2 separate regions of the Homo sapiens genome follow, and region 2 is linked to region 1. The links are chromatin contacts, found by Hi-C or POLR2A ChIA-PET in ENCODE. All regions are on one chromosome and are shown on one strand. Each heading gives the region's core, a stretch centred on a gene start or an enhancer-like site at or near the end of the contact. The rest is flanking DNA. Distances are from core to core; before and after follow the strand shown. Region 1 holds the start of BCAR3 (BCAR3 adaptor protein, NSP family member). Region 2 overlaps FNBP1L (formin binding protein 1 like).

Region 1 (4,160 bases), core at 96-2,595:
AATATTCTGCCTGTTTTTAATTGGATTTTCTGCCTTATTCTGGCTGATCCGTAGGTGTTCTTTATATATCTGTAAACAAACCTTTTTTGGATGTATGTGTTGCAATTATGTTTTCTCACTCTGCGGTTTGCCTTTTCACTCGTGGTGTCTTTTCATGAACAGAAGCTCTTAATTTTAATCTTGTCCAATGATGAGTTTTTTTTCTTTATATTAGTACTACATGTGTTTAAGACATCGTCTTTGTCTACCCCAAGGTAATGAAGATTTTTTTGGACATTTTCTTTGGATCGTGTTATTGGTTTACTTTTTACCTTTAAAATCCATCTGGAGGCCGGGCGCGGTGGCTCACACCTGTAATCCCAGCACTTTGGGAGGCCGAGGTGGGTGGATCACCTGAGGTCAGGAGTTCGAGACCAGCCTGACCAAAATGGTGAACCCGTCTCTACTAAAAATACAAAAATTAGCCGGGCATAGTGGCGTGCGCCTGTAATCCCAGCTACTTGGGAAGCTGAGGCAAGATAATTGCTTGAACCCGGGAGGCGGAGGTTGCAGTGAGCCAAGATCATGCCGTTGCACAACAGCTTGGGCAACAAGACCGAAACTCTGTCTCGAAAAGAAAAATTCCATCTGGAATTGACTGGGGATGGGGGGATTCAGTTGATCCAGCATCATTTACTGGAAAGAGAGAGCTAATCTGACCCCCAATACAGCACAGCAGCACCTGACATAAATCAAGTGACCACATATTGTAAATCTGTTTTTGGACTTTATTCCATTGGTCAGTTTGTCTATCCTTCTACTATTTCTATGACTTTATAATGGATCTTGATATAAGATAGTGTTAAGTCTTTTCCAGTGGGCTCCAATTTTTCACCCCACCAAATCATCTAGTGCTGAAGTGCCACCGCCAACTCGCACTTTGCTTTCAATACGTCCATACGAGTGCAATTGATTTGCCTGTTCCCGTGGATGGTTCATTTGTGGTTACCTGGGGCTTTGTCTCATCAAAGCCCTTCACATTGAAAGCCAGCCAGGTGTCTGCAGACGAGCAAAGCAGATCTGTTGGGTAATTAAATAACGCGGGGAAGGGGAAGGAGTGGATTCGACGAGGCTGTCTCTGGAGAGAGCTTCAGAAAGGAAGTGATCGAGCTATACTTGAGGACTGGCTCCTTGGGGAGATACGAAGAGAGCCAAACTCTAAAATCCGGGCAGAGGAGGGCCTGGCTAGGTCACCGAATGTAAATGTCTCGGGGGGTTCCGCAAGGCAGCGCGAATCGGCTCGCCGGGGTGGGGCCGCGGAGCCGCAAATCACCAGTTGAGGGCCGGAGTGCGCGCCGCCGGCTCAGAGCTGCGCCTGCTGCTGGCCGGGCGGGGGACGGGGCCGGGACCGGAGCCGGAGCTGCGGGGCGCACCGGCTAGACGCGCGCGGGATTCTCGGCGGGCACGCCCCGCGGACCATGAGCGTCCCCAGCTCCGGGAGCAGCCGCGGCGCGGGCGGTGCGAGGCCGGCCGCGCGGCGCCTTTGAGCCCCAGCCGGAGGTCCAGAGATCCTGAGAGCCCGAGCGCCCAGCGCCGCGCCGGGAGGTGAGTCTCCGCCGCGCGCCCAGCGTCCTCGGGGTGCTGTTCCTCCCGGGGCGCCTGGGCCTCCCCCACCCCGGTGAGGACACGCTAGGAAGTTTGTTGGACAAAGTTAGGCTCTGGGGAAAGTAGAGCCGGCGTTTGTTGGTCCCTACCCACCCCCGCCAGCGGATTTGGCGTTGGGGGCGGGGGTGACTGAAGTGGGGCTGGGGCTTGCGCTCTCCAGGCCCTCCGAGCGCGCTGGGACTCCCCGAGACGTGGCCCACGGCGGGGAGCGCTCAGCGATTGGCGGCCAGGCATCTTGCTCGGTGGCACTCGAGCGGCATCTTCCCGGGCGCTGGCCTCGCCCGACCCCCTGCCCGTCGGAGCTGCTCTGCCGGCCACCCCGCCCTGTCCCGCCCGTCCCCTCTTCGCAGAAGCCGGCCGGGGTCGGGCAGATGCGAGGGCCCAGAGCGCTCTGGTGGAAGCCCAAGGCTCCGAGGAGGCGAGTTTCTCCGGTAATCTCTTGGGAAGTTTGCAAAGAAAGCGAAGGAGCCTGCCCTGTAACTGTTGACAACATCTCCCTCCCTCTCTCCCTTTGTTGAGAAAGAATGAATAGTTGGTTGTGTTGCTCCCTCTGCGTCGCGGTGGGGAGAGGCGAGGGAAGGCAAAGGAAGGGAGGGACGGTGGGAAGGAGGTTCCGATAGATCGTACAGCCCAACTGTCCTTACCCACTTAGGCCGCTGAGGGCGCCGCCGCTTTAAAACGGTGTAATCAGGTGTAGACACTCGTCGAGGAGGAGGTTGAGCGGACTCCGAAGCATCTGGCAAGGCGGCGTGTTCCGTGGGGCGGCGGGTCGGGTCATGGTTGGGGTTAACTCGCTTGAAGCAAGGTGCAAAGGAGAAAAACCATTTTCCTAACCTCATATCTGTTTTCGCTTAAAGCTGTTAGCTGAGATGGAAAGTAGAGCCGTGCATTCAGATTGTTTTAAACCTTGACTTTATCTCCCAAGGCTACACAGACCTCCCCAAGGAAAGTACGCTGGCCGAGGGAAGGTCATTTTGGGAGCTGATAGCCTCCCTTGTGTTGCCTGGGACTGAGTTGAGATCCTGGAGGCTGGGAGAGGCCTCAGTGCTGGGGGTGGGGCCCAGCTCAACACAGGTCCAAGTGGGAAGGGGCTACCCGGGTAACAATGGGAAGCCCACAGGCAAAGCGCTTGTCTGCGGGCGTGCCAGGGGGTATTGAGGATAACGTAAAGACCTTGCCAAGCCAGGGGATCCCACACCACTCCAACTCCAACTTTCTCTAAAGTGCTGCTGAGAAGGCTGGCATTTCCAGGATGACTAACCAAGGTCTAAATCTCCTGTTCATATAGGCAGAACTGCTTGTCAAATGGATGCTAATCTTAAGAACCTTATCGGGTAAATCCTGTACTGTGTTGCTTGAAATACAATCCATGGAGGAATTATTCATACTTGAATCATTTGGCTAGACTTCATAAGTTTACTTCAAAAATAAAGAGATACTCTTAATTCCTAAACCCAAGCAAAACTTCATTTTAAGTGGATAAGCCAATTGAATATGTGTGGTTGTTTCATCTCCTCTCTCCATCTGACTCTCCAGAGAAGTTATAAAACTACAGATCCAAGTTGTAAATTCTCTGTCATGGGGCAGCCGAGACGGTTACATTTCCAGAGTTTAAAATATAATGAAAAGTTCTTAAAGCTCACATCAGATAACCATTATGAGTTAAACTTGAAAATATCCCGTTTCAGAAATAAAAGAGTAAAATCCAAACAAGTGGGCTGCTTATCTCTGCCTCAGCTTGCAAGATCATCAGTTTCTTTGAGACATCATTGTAAAGCAAGTGAGTTGGGCCTCAGTTCACAAACATTTCAAAGCCCAGCGACTGACCAGGCCCAGGAAGGCAGCACATGTGGTAAAGTTTGTCAGCCTCGCTCTTGTTCCTGATGTTCACATGAGTCTCAGATTTTCATATCAAGATGCAGAGTCTTTGACTTTTGTATAATATTTCAAAATCTGGCATTAGACTGAGTCAGGACATTGTGTTTGTTTTCCTGCACAGTAGAGAGAAGTCAGATGGCCAGAGTCTCACCTGGGCTTTTTTCTAAAGACTGCATGTAGGCTCACTTGGTTTGCCTGTACGTGTGTCTGTGTCTGTGTCCGTGTCCATGTCCTACTTGGCTTGGTGTCTTTGCATCTATTGTTCTAGGTTAAAACGTTTCCCTCCCCATCCTTCCCAGTTGCAGTCTTCATTTGTGAACTCTCAGAGTTACTTCCTTTGTGAACCCTCAGTATAACAGAGATACAGTGACTCTTATCTGACAAGATAGATAAGAGCAGCCCCTGTCCTGCTTAGAGGGGACCTGCTATTTACTAAGTGTTTGCAGTATTTCAAGAACTTTGTATACACAATCACTTTTAATCTTTACAACAATCTTATGAAATAGCTGTTAAGTCATTTTTTAAAATGAGAAACCGTCAGGTTGAGTAACTTGTCCCAGGCCATACAGCTGGTAAGTCAGTGGCAGAGTAGAGATTTGAACCTGTAGATATCTGCCTCCAAAGCCTAGGTTCTGAGT
Region 2 (3,955 bases), core at 1,010-3,509, 130 kb after region 1:
TGAAGAGAGGGAACAGGTAATGGATCGCCATCTCACCTCCTACCCTCATCAGACAGCACAGCACCATCTGGGTGCTGGCTATATGCCAAGAGCCAGTGGCAGGAGCTCTCAGCCATAGAAGAGAATGGAGAAAAGGGAGAAAGACGGAGTAAGATGGTTGGGGATTGCTCATCTTGGTTTGCCAGAATTGGAAGCTTGTAGTTTGTCTGTCTCACTCCACACTCAAGACAGTGCTTCCACTGTGCCCACCTGGTAATATTCTACTTGTTAAACTGGGTGATATATTTATCTTATAATGGTTCATAACATACATATACATATTATCCACAAGAAACTCCTCAGGATGGAGATTCTGGGTTTACCAAATCAGTTCGTCAAATGCTCCCATATCCCTAATAGTGCTGTCACAACTCACAGAAAACAAGTGAGAAATCTTGTCAAACTGAAATTGTGTTGAAAGCAAGACACTAATTATGTCTTAGAATTACCCCCATTTGTATCAAAAGAAATGAGGCTATTTTGACATGGCTTATTCTTAGGAACCTCAGTCAGTTGCCCAATACACTGTCCCCTAAAAGCTAACATCATCTAATACTTTCAAGGGTTGTTGTCCAACTTCTCAGAATTTACTCTTCAAAATGTGTGTTTGCCAATTCCCCAATCTTTTGGTGCATCTTATGTTTTCTGTAGTTTCCCTAATTCCTGACAGTGACTATACTCAGGAATACATTGATCCTAGGTATATAAGCTCATTGAAATAGGTTGTTTCTTAAGCTTTTTTTTTTTTTTTTTTTTACTTAAGCTAATACAAGTTGAGTATCCCAAATTCAAAACTCCAAAATCTGAAACTTTTTGAGCAATGACATGATGCTCAAAGGAAATGCTGACTGGAGAATTTTGGATTTGGGGATTAAGGATGCTCAACTGTTAAGTATGTAATGCAAATATCTAAAAAAAAAAAAATCGGAAATATTTCTGGTCCCCAGCATTTCAGATAAGGAATACTTAACCTGTACATTCTTCAAAATAAAACCCTTTTCAATGAGACTAGAGAGACTTTTCATTTGTTGTTATCAAGGACGTTATCTTCCCCTCGCAAATAGGAAGTGATTTCACTGATCTTAGTTTTGATAATAAAAGCTTTCTTCATTGTTTTGAGCTCTCCACCCCAAACCTCTGTCCATCTGAAGCTTTAACAATTGACACTATTTTCCTGCTATTTTCATTGTTTTGTGTGTTCCTACTTCCAAACTTGGCATTGATCCCTAAATTTTCATCTCAACAATCGTAACCTCTCATTGTTCAGCATCTACCCTGAATTTTATTCCCTTTTCTGAGTTTCTAAAAGTTTGCAGTCATAGTTTCACATTTGCATTTTTTAAAAGGTGAATCTTCTGAAATTAGACTTCCTGAAGTTACAGATAATGTGTCACTAATTATGGCAAATGTTCTTTCCATGCTTTGAAATGCCAGGAAGACTTGGGTGTTGTAACTGATTAGGAATCAAGCCGGAGCACAGGAAATGCTGTCCAGCGTGTAGTGGCTAGATTGGGCTATGAGGTACAGGGACAGTTCGTATGGTTGCAGTGGACAGATGGTGTAAAAGGAAAGTCTATGCAACACAGCTACTGGAGAAGAAAGATAAATCCAAATTATTGCATGCAATTTAAATTCACTCTAAAGAGACAGCAAACTTTTTTTTTCCTTTAGGAAAGCTTAGAGAAACCAAAATTAGAATACAATTTCCAAAACTGCTTTGCAAAAAACAAAAAAAACTTGTCCCACTTATGGAATTTGTCATCTACTCTGTATTATCTGAGACTTGGCACATTCAAGAACAAAATCATCACATCTCTGATTCACATAGCAATGAAAGATCACACACTAAACACCTTAACAGGCCATGAAAAGATTGTTTTATTCCATGTAAATATTCTCAACAGAGAACACTATCTTTAAATGAAGGATTTACCATTAAGAAATCAACATGTGCACAAAAAGAGTAAAAATTACCAAAAAATTAAAGATTTTTTGGGACAATTCACATGTTCAAAATTTAAGAATGATTTAAACTGTGCAAGTACAAATGTCTTTCCTATTATAATAACCCATATACAGGTTGCACTATTCCACATCAAGGAACTTGCCTCCTACGGAAGCAAATCCTGCTTTTAGAAAAACAAACAGTAGCTTGAAAAGAACAGTTAGTCCTTACAAGAAAGTCTTAAACTTTGCCCTCTGTGGCTGTTAGCCAAAAAACCATAAGCACTTCAGGCTTTGTACAGAAGACAAACACAGCCAGATCACATTTCCTCCTCATTGCTAACCTTTAAAATAAAAATAGCACTAGATTTTAAAACTACTTCATGTAGTCTGTCAGTACTGAATAATGTCACATTATATAAATAACCCTGTAACGAGATTCAATATCTAAACTTTATAGTTTACTAGCTGCAAAGGTAATACACTATATGTCAGCTGTGTAACAGTGGTGACTTGATCTTATGAAGGCAGTAACTTTCACACAATTGTCATTCAGCTTTAGTATAACGGGTAGTATGATTCAAATAACACTGGGAAAAAGTTATTAAAGCAGTCACACAGCTTCTAAAATATTGCTTAAAATTCAATAATACACAAACCATTTCACGTTCTTTCTCCCCTCAAAACAGTAAAGAACCAAATTAATGAAGATTCAGTGGTACAAATAACCCCCCACCTGCCCCATCTCCCTATTACAACACCACTAAGAAATTAGTTAAGATACATGTCATTAACAGAATCACAAATGCGAGGCAGGACACCATGAGCAACAGGAGCACTAACAACAATCATATTTACAAGTATAAACATACAGAAATTCCATTTTACAAGTAAAAGTGCACATAGATCATTACAAAGTTTCACTAAATTTTATCAGGTTCAAACAAAAGCATCACGTGGAAAGAGACTATCATTGTAATTATCAAACATGATCGTCATAACCCAAAATAAAAAGACAATTGGGGGAGGCCCATAAAACTTCTCATAAAACCACTGAGGAAATTAAAATGGACTTGGACATGTCTTTAGTTTGATGCATAAATTTGAAGATGCACCACTGTATATGGTAGAGCTCTAATAGCCACCTACCGAGGCTACATCGGCAGCTGCAGCGGTGCTGCAGAGTTAAAGCAGGTCGCACTGAGCTGACACATAAAGCCCTTTGTGGGATACTGTAGTGGTAGTGTTGGCAATCAACAGATTTAGGCACTCAAGTTTAAGGCAGCATTTGAATGGAAGCAGCTGACTTTTGACAATAGTCCTTTGTCTTGAGGTGGTGAATATCTTCTGTGTTTATTATGCCAGGATTTCAGTGCTGACTAGATTCTTCCCAGACTGAGGTGCTGAAGATGTATCACGTTTCAAAGAGTTCTTTCAACTGGGCTGTAGGCTACAGCAGAGATGTTTTCTTTTTCTTATCATAAATACTTCAGGTTCACAGCTACTTCTTCGTAATGCCAAAACTGGAATGTTTGCAGTGGGGAAGTTATAGCAGTGTGCACAAATACTAAGATGGAAACATTAGTGCTGGAGATGTTTGACAAAGTGATTTGCACTACAAATGTAAAACAAAACAAGGCTTTGACAAGAACAAGGGAATCTAAAGACATGCCTGAAAAATCTAGCTCAATCACGCTAGACATGCAACAGGATGTTAAGCAAGCACGGAGGTGGCGCAGGCAGACACTGACAGATGGCAAGGATCTGACAGATAGTGGGTCTAAAAGCCAATTAAAACAGAGCTGGGAGGGAAGACAATCCTGTTGGGACAGCTAATGTAAGACACATTTTTTGACAGCTCTGCATTCTTTATTGATTAGACAGCAATAAAATAAATAGAAAAATGGTACACTATTGTTGGCTTTTTCTTTTGTGGGAATAACTGTGAACTAGGAACTTAAGGGTTGGTATT

The links. Hi-C counts contacts between places; a loop is a spot of excess contacts on that map. ChIA-PET counts read pairs that join two places held with the same protein, here RNA polymerase II (POLR2A). Pooled maps may share reads with other maps.
Region 2: a pooled map of heart left ventricle shows a loop between it and region 1 (2.0-fold over the local background). The contact joins the enhancer-like site here to the promoter of BCAR3 in region 1. A Hi-C loop is called at or near these places in 2 of 168 maps with a recorded cell type or tissue (endothelial cell of umbilical vein and heart right ventricle) and 4 of 50 pooled maps. POLR2A ChIA-PET finds 5 or more read pairs at or near these places in 4 of 52 experiments (BJ, T-cell, activated B cell and 1 more).

What each region holds. Positions count from the first base shown.
Region 1 is chr1:93,679,022-93,683,181 of GRCh38, reverse strand. It overlaps BCAR3 (BCAR3 adaptor protein, NSP family member), which reads left to right and starts at 1,345. Exons shown (of 12, transcript NM_003567.4): 1 at 1,345-1,584. RefSeq lists a silencer at 1,323-1,602.
Region 2 is chr1:93,552,600-93,556,554 of GRCh38, reverse strand. It overlaps FNBP1L (formin binding protein 1 like), which reads right to left. Exons shown (of 17, transcript NM_001164473.3): 17 at 1,894-3,955. Among named protein-coding and RNA genes, the nearest start is that of BCAR3-AS1, 37 kb to the left of the region's middle. RefSeq lists an enhancer at 3,013-3,541 and a silencer at 3,589-3,883. Within about 2 kb of position 2,259, at least 9 of the 41 ENCODE cell types and tissues checked have a DNase peak (open chromatin) inside an H3K27ac peak, as active enhancers do; they include endothelial cell of umbilical vein, where a contact is called at or near this core.